2 separate regions of the Homo sapiens genome follow, and region 2 is linked to region 1. The links are chromatin loops, found by intact Hi-C in ENCODE. Cell type or tissue: Caco-2. All regions are shown on one strand. Each heading gives the region's core, and the rest is flanking DNA. Links, peaks and the distances in the headings are about the cores only. Region 1 overlaps OPCML (opioid binding protein/cell adhesion molecule like). Region 2 overlaps OPCML (opioid binding protein/cell adhesion molecule like).

Region 1 (5,377 bases), core at 256-5,255:
AGGAAGGACATAAAATGTTAACTTGAATTGAGCCTCCCTCTTGATCAGGACCTTGGCCTGTCTCAGGCGACCTTGATATTCAAAGTGGGTTTATAGGAGCAGAATAACATGATGATACACCAAACTCAATTTTATGGATCCTAAAGATATCAGAAGCAATATGGCCAGCATGATATTGACTCTTACTGAAGTACCTAATGCATGAGAGATATCTGGAACTCCTTGACATTCCTTCTGTGCTATGAGTCAGTCCTCTATTTAAAACAAGCAAACAGACACATGGCAAGTAATATCAACATCTTTAGAAGAAAAGTGTTGTATCCACATTGTTTCTCTCTGTGCCTAAGTAAAACCGCAGAAAAGTAAAAATCTCCATTTTAAGTAGAGTTAAAATATAAATAAGCAAATATAAGAACAGGATTTACACACAAATCTCCAAAGATCATTCACCAGCCTTCCAAAAGAGTGAATGCAGGAGTAAGGCAGAATAGTTGTTCACTTGAAATCATTAATAAAAACACACACTTAGAAGAGTTTTTCAAGAGAGGCTCAGCCAAATGCTCTGTAAAAATGCCCCCCACTTCCCAGAACCTTTCCACAAGTACCCAGAGCTTCCTGTTGTTAAATAGGAGCTAAACCAGCGATGAGAAAACCATCCTTCACGTTAATGGTCCTTTTGGCCTTTTTCTTCCTGCAAATATGCAAATTCTTTTGAGGGCATCCGTCATAACCATTTTTTCAAAATAATTTATTTTTTAAGGTAGACTTCTGATGACCATTCCTTTCTATAGAAAAATAATATTCCCTAAAATACCCCCATGAAACACATTAAAACCCCTTCCCCAACACACACACACACACACACACACACACACACACACACACACACACACGTGCACATAGAAACTGCAGTGGTATTTCCTTAACTAACAAAGCCCAACATTTTAGGTTCTTCGAAATCGAGCCACATCCTAAATTTCCAATCTTACTTCCAATGTAGCATTTCTTGCTCCACCTGCTCACTCCCGTATTCTCTCTCTCTTTCCCTCTCTCTATTCCCCACCCTTTCTCCTTTTCCCTATTCTCTCAGTCTTTCCAGCCTGAATGCCTGATTCCAGGAGCGCCTCTTCCTGGAATGCCCTTCCTCCCACCTCTGCCTCTTGTAAGCCAACCCAGCCCATTAGGAAGCAGCTCTATTTTTAGTGTTAGATGCTTCCAAGACACTTTCTGCTCCTGGTGTGCTACAAAGGCTTCAGTATTGATCTGGAAGCTGCTTTCTGGAGCCTTGATCCCAGTCTGTCTCTGCAGTGCTTGCAAACTCCATCTTCTAGAAAGTGGGGAAAAAAGTTGGGGCTCTGCACTAAAAGCTCCTTCTGCTTTGTTTGAGGGTGGGTTTGAGTTTGGCAGCAGAGGCATAGACACCACAGTCAAAAGCTTTATTCCCACTCTTCCATTGCTGTATTTCTCTTCATGCATATCATTCCAAACTCTTACTCCTCTATCTTGACTCATAAGAGCCCTTCTTCACAAATAGAAACCTAAATGGGTTTTACTGTATGCATTATTAATTTTTCTTAGGTGTCTCCTACTCTCAGTCTCAAACACTACATCCCTGAGCATCTGCAAATGCCAGTAATGAGTTTCTCATAGTAAATAGCTAGATTCTTAGGTCTTTTGAATAAATATGGGTGAAGAACGAACTATCAGAATGAGTCTGTGAAGGGTAATATGGTATTTCTTGGTCAATATTGCTTTTTTGTCCCACAGTGGAGTTCTGCCGCTGTTACATATGGCAACTTTCCAACTTGGGTAATTACATTCTGCTTACCTCTTGTTTCTCTTGTGGTTCCAAGATAACTTATCCTTCATGTCCTTTCCTAAATAAAATAAAGAAGCCTACTTTTGGTTCCGCTATTTGCGGAGACAACTGAGGTAGAGAGAGGTAGCAGAGTGGAAAAAGGACGCTACTTTGAGGATCCTGCACATAGACACTCCAACGCATTCTAGTGGGAATGTTAACTCCATAGAGCCTCAGTCTTCGCATCTGTATTTTGGGAGTCTTCTGCCCTACTCTAAATTGTTATGGAGATTACACAGAATATTACAATGAAAAGGACTTTTAAAAGTACTATAAATATCTATGGGAGATTGTTGGTCGCCCACACAGAAAATTCAACTGGGTAGGGACAGGTTTAGCAGAGCATTTCCTAAGAGAGGAAACCCTCCTATCTCAAAAACAAAACCCAGTCTGTCCCAACAGTTAAAAAAAAAAAAAAAAAAACCTATGGAGGGCAAAGAATAGGAATCAACACACCCACCTCTTGCACAGGAAAGAGGCAAAGCTGTTGAAGGAGAAACAGGACAGAAACAGGAGTCAAAGGGTGTGATTCTGGTAGAACCTCAACAGTTAACTAGCCAATCACATGCTAATCATAAGGCTAGTGTGCCGTCTTAAATTCCTCAGTAACAGGCAGGGATCACTAACGCTTCAGCTGTTATTTATTGTTATGAATATTGTTGTGAAGATCACAAGAGATAATATACCATCAAATGAGAGGCCCATGCGTTGTTAATTAACCAAACTGGAGTGCCAGCCAAAGCAAGATATGCTAACCAGGGAGAAAAATGCCTTTCAGAGCAGTTTTTCCAGAAATTTCCTTTTAGTGATTGTACAATTCAGTGCTCTTGATTCTAAAATGAATATGAGGCTGTTTTCAAGAAAGAAAGGGAATCAGTGTGTGTAAAATGTGCACTAGAACAATATCCAGGAAATGAAGAGGAGGAGAGTCTGGGAATGGAAAAAATACTCCAGAAAATACAAGTAAAAGAAAGTGGCTGTAATTATGCACAACAGCTCTGAGCCAAGGAACCTTACTGGTGTTTCCTGCTGCCTTGTAGCTGGGGTGCAGGGAGCTCTCTGCGCCCTCCTGGCATGAATGACTTTGGGTGCAGGGAGAACAGCACCACCTGGTGGTCGTAGCAGGATGGTGGCTCATCTCGCTTGATGTGGGCTGGGCTCCTTTGCAGGGTTCACGCAAGAGTTCCCTTGGAGCAAGGAAGACAGCGGACAAGACCTGGAGCAAGTCGAGGATATTTCAGGAGGAGAGCCCATGGCCGAGGCGACGCAGCAGGAAGAGAGGGCCAAGAGTCATCCCCCAAGGGGTGACTGCCCAGTTCCCCTTTCTCTCCTGCCTCCACTGCCCTGGAAACAAGAGCACAGGGGCCATATGCAGCTCACTCACCCACCTAAGACTCTGAGGAAGGCCTTTCCGAAGAAATGGAAGGACTGTGGCTCAGGACAGAGGTGCCTCAGTCCCTGGGACTTCCAGTGTTTGGGAGGAAAGACCTTGCACCACTGAAGAACTCCCTTCTATTATTCTATGTGGATTTCATTTTGTAGATGCTCAAATCACTCGGAGCACCTTTCCCTAGTTAAGTCTGCAAGTGGGGAAGTGAAGCAGGTTTTGTGGTGCTGGTCATGTGAGCAGGAAAGGGGCATGGGATGGAAGGCCTGGGAATGTCTTATTAATAGTTAAGTGGACAAGGCTGATAATGGGATATCTTTTTATTGGCCCCACAGGTAAGTTATAATACACAAGCTTGCAGGCAGCTCCTGTGATTTGCATTGATACAATTCAGGCTGAGGTTTTCATTATGTGGCAGGGATGATACAGGAGCCTGTATTATCAAAGGCAGCTGAAAGGAGTTCAGGAGCGATCTCATATTCTGTGTATGCGTATTCATTAATGGTTAGTAAGGTGCTTTGTCCCGTGTGATATTGGATGTTTCATGTTGAATCATTAACAACTTGAACAGCTTTATACATATGTCTTATTGATGTGTAAAGTCATTGCAACCTAGGCTTTTTCCCCCCCGAATGAATGAGTTCTGCTTTACTTGGGCTTATGCAAAAAGCCTAGTGACATTTTCACTGAGCACAGGCAACTCGTGGATGGGAAAGGGGCTGGCAAGGCAAACCCCAGGAAGCTGGCAGTCTGGTGTAAGAGACACAGGGATGGTTGGTTTTTAAAGAAACAGCATGGCAGCAGGGGATGTTATTAATCAAAGGGAGGGTGGATTCTGTAGTTGCTGCTCAAGGGAAAGAGAGGGGAGCTACTACACTTCCTGGGGGATGGCATAAGGGACACGTTTTCCGAGGGTGATCAGGGGTTCTTCTGGAAAGGGGATGGGGAGAACGGGCTGCCTGTGTTGCCCAGGGGGCAAGGAGAGGAGAGTAAATGATGAGCAGCCCGAAGGTGAGGGAAGGGCTGCATGAGGTAGGCAAGAGAAGATGCCAGAAGATGGAAGAAACGAAAATGTTTAGCAGCTGACAGTAAGAAAATGTGGAGGCTAAAAACAAAGGAGCCAAGGCAGCTTTTCCTGGCTGGAGATGGGAAGAATAAATGGGATCAGAGTTAGAAACCAATTATCTCTGATTGCACAATCAGGACACTGCTTCCGAACCAGACTCCAGCCGCCCTGCCACCCAGGGGCCTGAGGCCACCTAAGGATGATGTCAGATCTCAGGAACTGTTGCATCTGATTCCACTTCAGCCCTGATTATCATTAGGCAACATTTGGAGGCCATGCCTTCTGAGTCCTAACAAAGCAGAGAATTTTCAGGCTGTGTGGGACCTACTTTGCAGGCAGAATTTTAATTTCTGAGTTATTAGACACCAAACAACCTGAAATAAGCTTTCTGGTTTCTCTGACGTTGGTTCTAAGCCCTCACAGAGCTTCCTGAAAAGTTCAGGACTTCATGCCAGCCCTAACGCCACTGGCCAGTCTACCGACCACCCATCTCCATATCTTTGGGCCCTGAGTATCTTTGTGGACTTTGTCCCCCAAGTTTTTTTTTTTTTTTGCTTCCCTTTGTGATCCCAGGAAAATACTGATCGCTTCTATCACAGTGGATGAGTTGCATTTTCTATTTTTTGTGTAAATAGAATTATAGAGAATGTACTCTTGTTTTTTCTGGCTCCTTTTCACTCAACGTAAGTATTTTGAGATTCAGCCAAATGTGTGTATCAATATGTCCTTTCTTTTCATTGCTGATTAGTATTCCATTGTATCGGTGCACCACAGTTTGGTTGGCCATTCAGCTGTTGGTCAACATTTGGGATGCTACCAATTTGCAGCTATCATAAAGTTGATATGAATATTAGCGTATACCTTCATTTATCTTGGGTACATGCCTAAAAGAGGAATGGCTGGCTCATATAATAGGTGTGCTTCACTCTTCAAGAAACTGTCACACTATTTTCCAAAGTAGTTGTATCATTTTACATTCTGACCAGCAGTGTATGAGAGGACAGAGTCCTCCATATCCTCACCAGCACCAGGTATAATCAGTCTTTTTAATTGTAGCTGTTTGAAT
Region 2 (5,377 bases), core at 259-5,258, 95 kb before region 1:
GGAAGCAGGTGTTATTTAGCTGGAGTCAAACAGCACCCCTGATGCCATCCCAACTACAAAGGCAGTATATTCTAATTAACTGCAAATGCTTTGCTCATAAAGCTGTCAGCACTGGGATCTAATGTCTGTACTTTTAATGATGCATTTGATTAGAAGGTAATTTTATTCACTTGGTGGCAGTCCGACCTGTTTGGTGAGGGTCGCTTTTCCCCTCCTCTTTCCCCCACTTTTTCTCTCCTATTTGAAACATTTATGAAGTTGTGATGCTCAAAATAATCTAATAAGTAAATAAGTAAATCCATCAAAGCAATGTCACAATGTCTTCTCACCACCAGCCTGTGTGGGTGTGCATGTGTGTGTGCATGTGCTGTGTCACATAACAGGATAAAGTGAAGAGTGAGGTGGTTTTTTTTTTCTTTTAATTTCACATGAGATTCACACCTGGAATCTCTTCTTTTATAACCTTACATTCTCTTCACTTTACTCCAAGTCCTAATAACTGTCATGACTTTATAATGCATCACACTTTGCACATTGTTTCCATGTTCTTTCATGTCACTTATGCCTCACAATAAAGCTATGACATAGTTCTACCTCTGATGAAGGAACAGAAACTGGGAGATTTTATTACCTCTTTGAGAAACTCAGAGTAATTCAGGAATTTAAAACTAGACCTCAGTCTAAACTCTGCGCTTTCTCTACCACACCGTATGGTTTCTCATCAAAGAGTAGTTTTTATCTTTTTTCCTTGAGAACCAAGTACGGAGCTGCCCACACTAGAAATTCACTCTTGCTGAAGGACATCTGGGGAGCCACTGGGGCTGGGTTCACAAAGCCTTTGGTCTGTCTGGGTCATGCCTTCTGCTATGGGGGCATATGGTGAGGTTCAAGGCAACTAAAAGTTCAGAGTTCTGAGTAAATCCAGCAGCCTTCAGTGAATTTGTTTCATCTCTCTTCCTCTCCCTCGTCCTTCCTGAGGAGGCTGGGGAGTCCCTTCCTTGTAGGATCCTAAGCCTTTTACATCATGTGTCCATTGCCCTTCCTTGTAGGATCCTAAGCCTTTTACATCATGTGTCCATTTTAATCTACTGACTTCCCCACTCCCTGCCTGCTTCTCCCTCCCCTCTCCTTACTTTCCTTGCCCCTTCTCCTTTGACAATAAGAGCTCATCTTCATGGAGGGCTTACTGGTTGCATGTTCTTTACATGTGTGGTCTCATTTAATCCATGTGTAATGTAGGTATAGTTATCACCCCATGAAGGAAACCACATCTCAGGAGGTTATGCATACTGCCCAAGGTCACAGAGCTGGTGAAGAGCTGCAAGTCTGACTTCAGAGCCTAAGGTCTCAATTACTGCTTGTGTTCATCAACATGTTGCTGGGAGGTATCTGCTGTGCTTAACACTGAGCTAGGTGCTGTGAGAGGTGCCAAAAACAGATGGGAGATGATGCCATTTTCAACTTGGGATCTCAGGAGAGCTCTGCCCTAAAATTACAATGAAATGTTTTTCCAACAAGACGTGACATCTTCACCTAGGAATCTTAAAACACCGTGGGGTGCAGACTGCCCTGTGCTGCCAACTCTCACCCCCTCTTTTTGAATTGAAAGTCAGTAAGGTTAAGCAGTTATGACATGTGAAGGGATTTGATCTTGGGTTTTGGGGTACAGGGGCCATTCTTTTCCCCATGCTGCTACACTGCCTGTTACTCATCAAGCGGTAGAAGAGGAGAGTCACTTGCTGTATCCAAGCTGGAGCTTAATTTTTTATCCTCAAATGTTTCATCCGCAGCTACTCCTTAGGTGGCTGATTATGCTTCAATGAAATCTCCATTTGAAGGAAAATCATATCGTATGTTAGAACAGACAAAGGGAGAGCTCATGACCTTGCATTGCTTCTCATTCTGCCTCCTTCCTTGATATTCTCTTGTGCTGCTAGCGGGGAATTTGACACATTGAGGCAGACAGCCCCTTATTATTAAATCTGTTTGCAAATGTGTGGAAAGCGCCCTGCACACCCTCCCTGGTTATGAGAGGTGGCAGATCCGGTGTCTGAATCACAGGCTCCCAGAAGTATTTGCCTTCCCTTTTCTTCTCCCTTTTCTTCACTCAGATTGTCCACATTTCAGAAACAGTGGGGATACTAGTGCCAGATCTGCAGAGCCCTGGAGCAGAGTCCTGCAACATGGAAATGCGGCACTTTGCGAAAGTAGACAGCTCAGGAAAATGGGCCTGTCCTCAGTGAAATGGGCTCCAGCTGGCCCTGAGGTGCTGTGATGGGGTGGCCAGGCTGAGGCTGCTCCACTGTCTGCATGCCATCTACTTTTATGATGCCTTTTATTGCGTGCGACTGATTAACTGAGTTATGGCCACCAAACATTCTAGGAATGCGAAGTGCCAGATAAGGTCTTGTTAAAAGTAATAACTTCATAAACTAAGAAAGTTTGGGTGTGGTGGGGGACTAGAGAGAAAACCTCTTGTTTCAGTTAGGGTTCAAGGCCTGTGCTTTTGTTCCTTAGGTCAGCATCCCTTCTGGGTCTACAGGAAAGTTGAGAAAGGGGAGGCAGAAATAGAAACGAGTGACAGCAGCTGGCTGTCCAGCACCTCGCCTTGACCATAGGAGTGGGAGGGTGAATGCCTTTGCCACAATCTAGGGCTTATGAAAGGCTGTCACTTAGCATTTGTACCTCTGCCCATGAGCCCCACCAGCATCACCACGCTTCATGACACCATGAGCCAAGATGAGTGTTCCCCTTTCCACTGAATTTGGCGAGTGGTGTTTCCACACAAATGCGAAAATGTATTCAGTTCTTCATTCATTCAACAAGTATCACCAAGCAGCTAACTGTGTCCTTGGAACTAAACTCTAAGACCACGGTGAGTAGAAATGCATGGTGGGACGCATTGGGAAGCTTTTTCTTTTTTAATCCTTTAAATTGATCATTTTTCTGCTTCTGGATAAAAATCTAAGTAGGGCATTTTTATGAAATATCTAATAGAGTCAAGCTATTGCCTTGGGCACGTAAGTGAGAATACGTGCATACAGTAGAGCTTATTAGACAACAAATGATGTATTCACGCCACATGTACATCCACACACACACAATAAAACTGAAAGGGAAATACGCACTAACTGCGCACAGTAAAGGCTTTGGACAGGTCTGGGAAGACTTCCTGGAAGAAGTGAAAACAAAGTGCGGTCTTGTGGGATGCTGAAAACTTGTCCAGCAGTTCCCCCTTACCCTCAGGGAATATACTCCAAGCCCCCCAGAGGATGCCTGAAGCTGCCAACGGTACCAAATCCTGCATATACTATGTACATCTTTTTTTTCTTTACAGTTTCACAGATTTGTTGTTACTGTAGATCTTGGTAACCTCAGCATACAATTTTTTTTGTCTTCCTATTAATTTGAGAACGGTGAGGGAAAATGCATGGTGGGATGCATTGGGAGCCCTTTTCTTTTTTAATCCTTTAAATTGTTCATTTTTCTGCTTCTGGGTAAAAATCTTAGCAGGAAAAGGAAAATCCTTTTCCCTTAAAGGAAGTACTTTACAGCTTCTCTTTGACATATTCAAACTGACAGGTTTTGAGCCATTACGAAGTCAAATAAGAGTTATTTGAACACAAACACTGCAATACCAAGACAATTGATCTGGTCAGGATTTTCCAAATAATATTTTCAGACCATGCCAAACCACGGTTAAAGCGGGGGACTACCGTATTTAAGAAATAACCAGGCTTTGGTTCAGAGCTGCCCTCCAATCATGAAATGTATTTTAACTGAATGCTGAGCATCCTGTCCTTGCCCCGGGCAACCTGGTAACAGCAGCTTTTAACAAAAGAAAAGCAATTAAACAGGCCCAGCTGGCTCTCCGGGGGGCCTTTGCTGTCCCTTTCATGCCCTGGCCTGCTTCTGTGCTGGGCCTGCTCCAAGATGAATATGAAGCCTCTTCCTAGTTTTGGATTTTTTCTGATAAGAAGGCCTGAGCACAAGGTGCAGAAACTTACCGAGAATTACGCGGTGCCACTGGGACACTTTGGTTTTAAATTGAGACCTCAGCACATAAAAAGTCTGCCACAAATGCTGAGGTTTGGCTTCAGAAATTAAGGGCTGTCACTTTAAACTGATTTCCTTTTCCTGGACCTGCTCCTCTTGGCCCAGCTTGGGCAGAGGAGAAGGGATATTTTAAAGTGACAGGTTTAAACAGCCTCCGCGTGTGCGGTGCAATCATTTTTCATGCGAAGCCTCCTGGGCCCGTGCTGAGGGGCTCTGCAGGAGCCAATCTCCTTCCATAAATTCGTGGGAGGCCCCAAGCTGCCTGGCAGCGAGAGCAGTAGGAGGGGCAGCCCAAGCGGGGGCAGGTGGCAAGAAGCAGAGCTCTAGGACGGGGAGGCCCGGCAGGGCGCAGCGTCCTGGGAGGGGCCACACGCTTTGGCGCTGTTGAGCACCAGCGGGCACCTCGGCTTGTGGCTGGCCCGCGAAGGTGCTGAAGGGACTGTGGATGAGTTTGAAAACTCTCTCTGAGATTCTGTTTCCATGAGCTATAGCGGAAAGAACTGGAATTAGAAGCAGAAAACTAGGAATCTAGTCCTGTTTTGTTAAGTGTTTATGTATGCTGTGTGACCTTCACCACATTTAACCTTTATGAACCTCGGCCTCCAGGTTTCCAACTGTTTCTGTCTGTAAAACCGGGGTGTGAACACCTGCTATGCTCACCTCCTCATGTTATTATGGGGAACAGCTGAGCGGGTGAAGGGACCATGTCTTGTAAAATGCAGTGCGGTACCAGTGAAAGACGTATACAGTGTCACGGCAGCAGCCACGGTAGAACTGGAAATTGCCCAGCATAGCAGTCTCTGGCCGCAATTATTCAGAGCCAGCACAATAATTAATGAATGGGACATCTCCCATCCCAAGGACAAAGGTCTCCCAATAAAGATGAAAACCTCACCTAAGAAGTTGGATCAACCCAGCCCCAGCTCTCAGGGCAGAGTCCCCAGGTTCCCAGACTTGGTCGGGGCACTCCACTGCTGCTCAGGAAATGGACACTGGTCATGTCGCGCTCTGGGCCAAAGCCTGACCCAACTTCCTTTTGCATGTGGTCACAGGGCCCAGCGTTTGCACCGCAGGGCATCTTAGCGATTAAGTCGAATGCTTCTTTGCTGGGACCCCTAGGAGACTGTAACTGCAGCTCCTGGCGATGAAAAGGCACTCTCTGGGGAGGCAGGTGGCCTCCTGGCTGCTGTCTGGCTTTGCTCTGCAGATGCCCTTCACCCTGGAGGGCCACTGCATTTCCAGACAAAGAAACAGGGAATCCAGCCTGAGGGGGAGAATGGAACGGCCTTTTTTTTTCTTTCCTTGATTTAAAATCCTGTGA

The links. Hi-C counts contacts between places; a loop is a spot of excess contacts. Peaks named below come from ENCODE experiments on the same cell type or tissue, not always from the same donor. Only the 100,000 strongest peaks of a DNase experiment are listed, where the experiment ranks them.
Region 2: it touches region 1 in a loop (7-fold over the local background); 1 of 110 quality-filtered maps calls a loop at or near these places.

What each region holds. Positions count from the first base shown.
Region 1 is chr11:133,132,345-133,137,721 of GRCh38, reverse strand. The region is part of intron 1 of OPCML (opioid binding protein/cell adhesion molecule like); the gene reads left to right. Among named protein-coding and RNA genes, the nearest start is that of OPCML-IT1, 230 kb to the left of the region's middle. RefSeq lists a silencer at 2,834-3,128. In Caco-2, for the core only: a CTCF peak has its summit at 2,946 (motif pointing left); a DNase peak (open chromatin) is centred at 2,971.
Region 2 is chr11:133,227,614-133,232,990 of GRCh38, reverse strand. The region is part of intron 1 of OPCML (opioid binding protein/cell adhesion molecule like); the gene reads left to right. Among named protein-coding and RNA genes, the nearest start is that of OPCML-IT1, 140 kb to the left of the region's middle. In Caco-2, for the core only: no CTCF peak of the experiment used is centred there; a DNase peak (open chromatin) is centred at 2,330.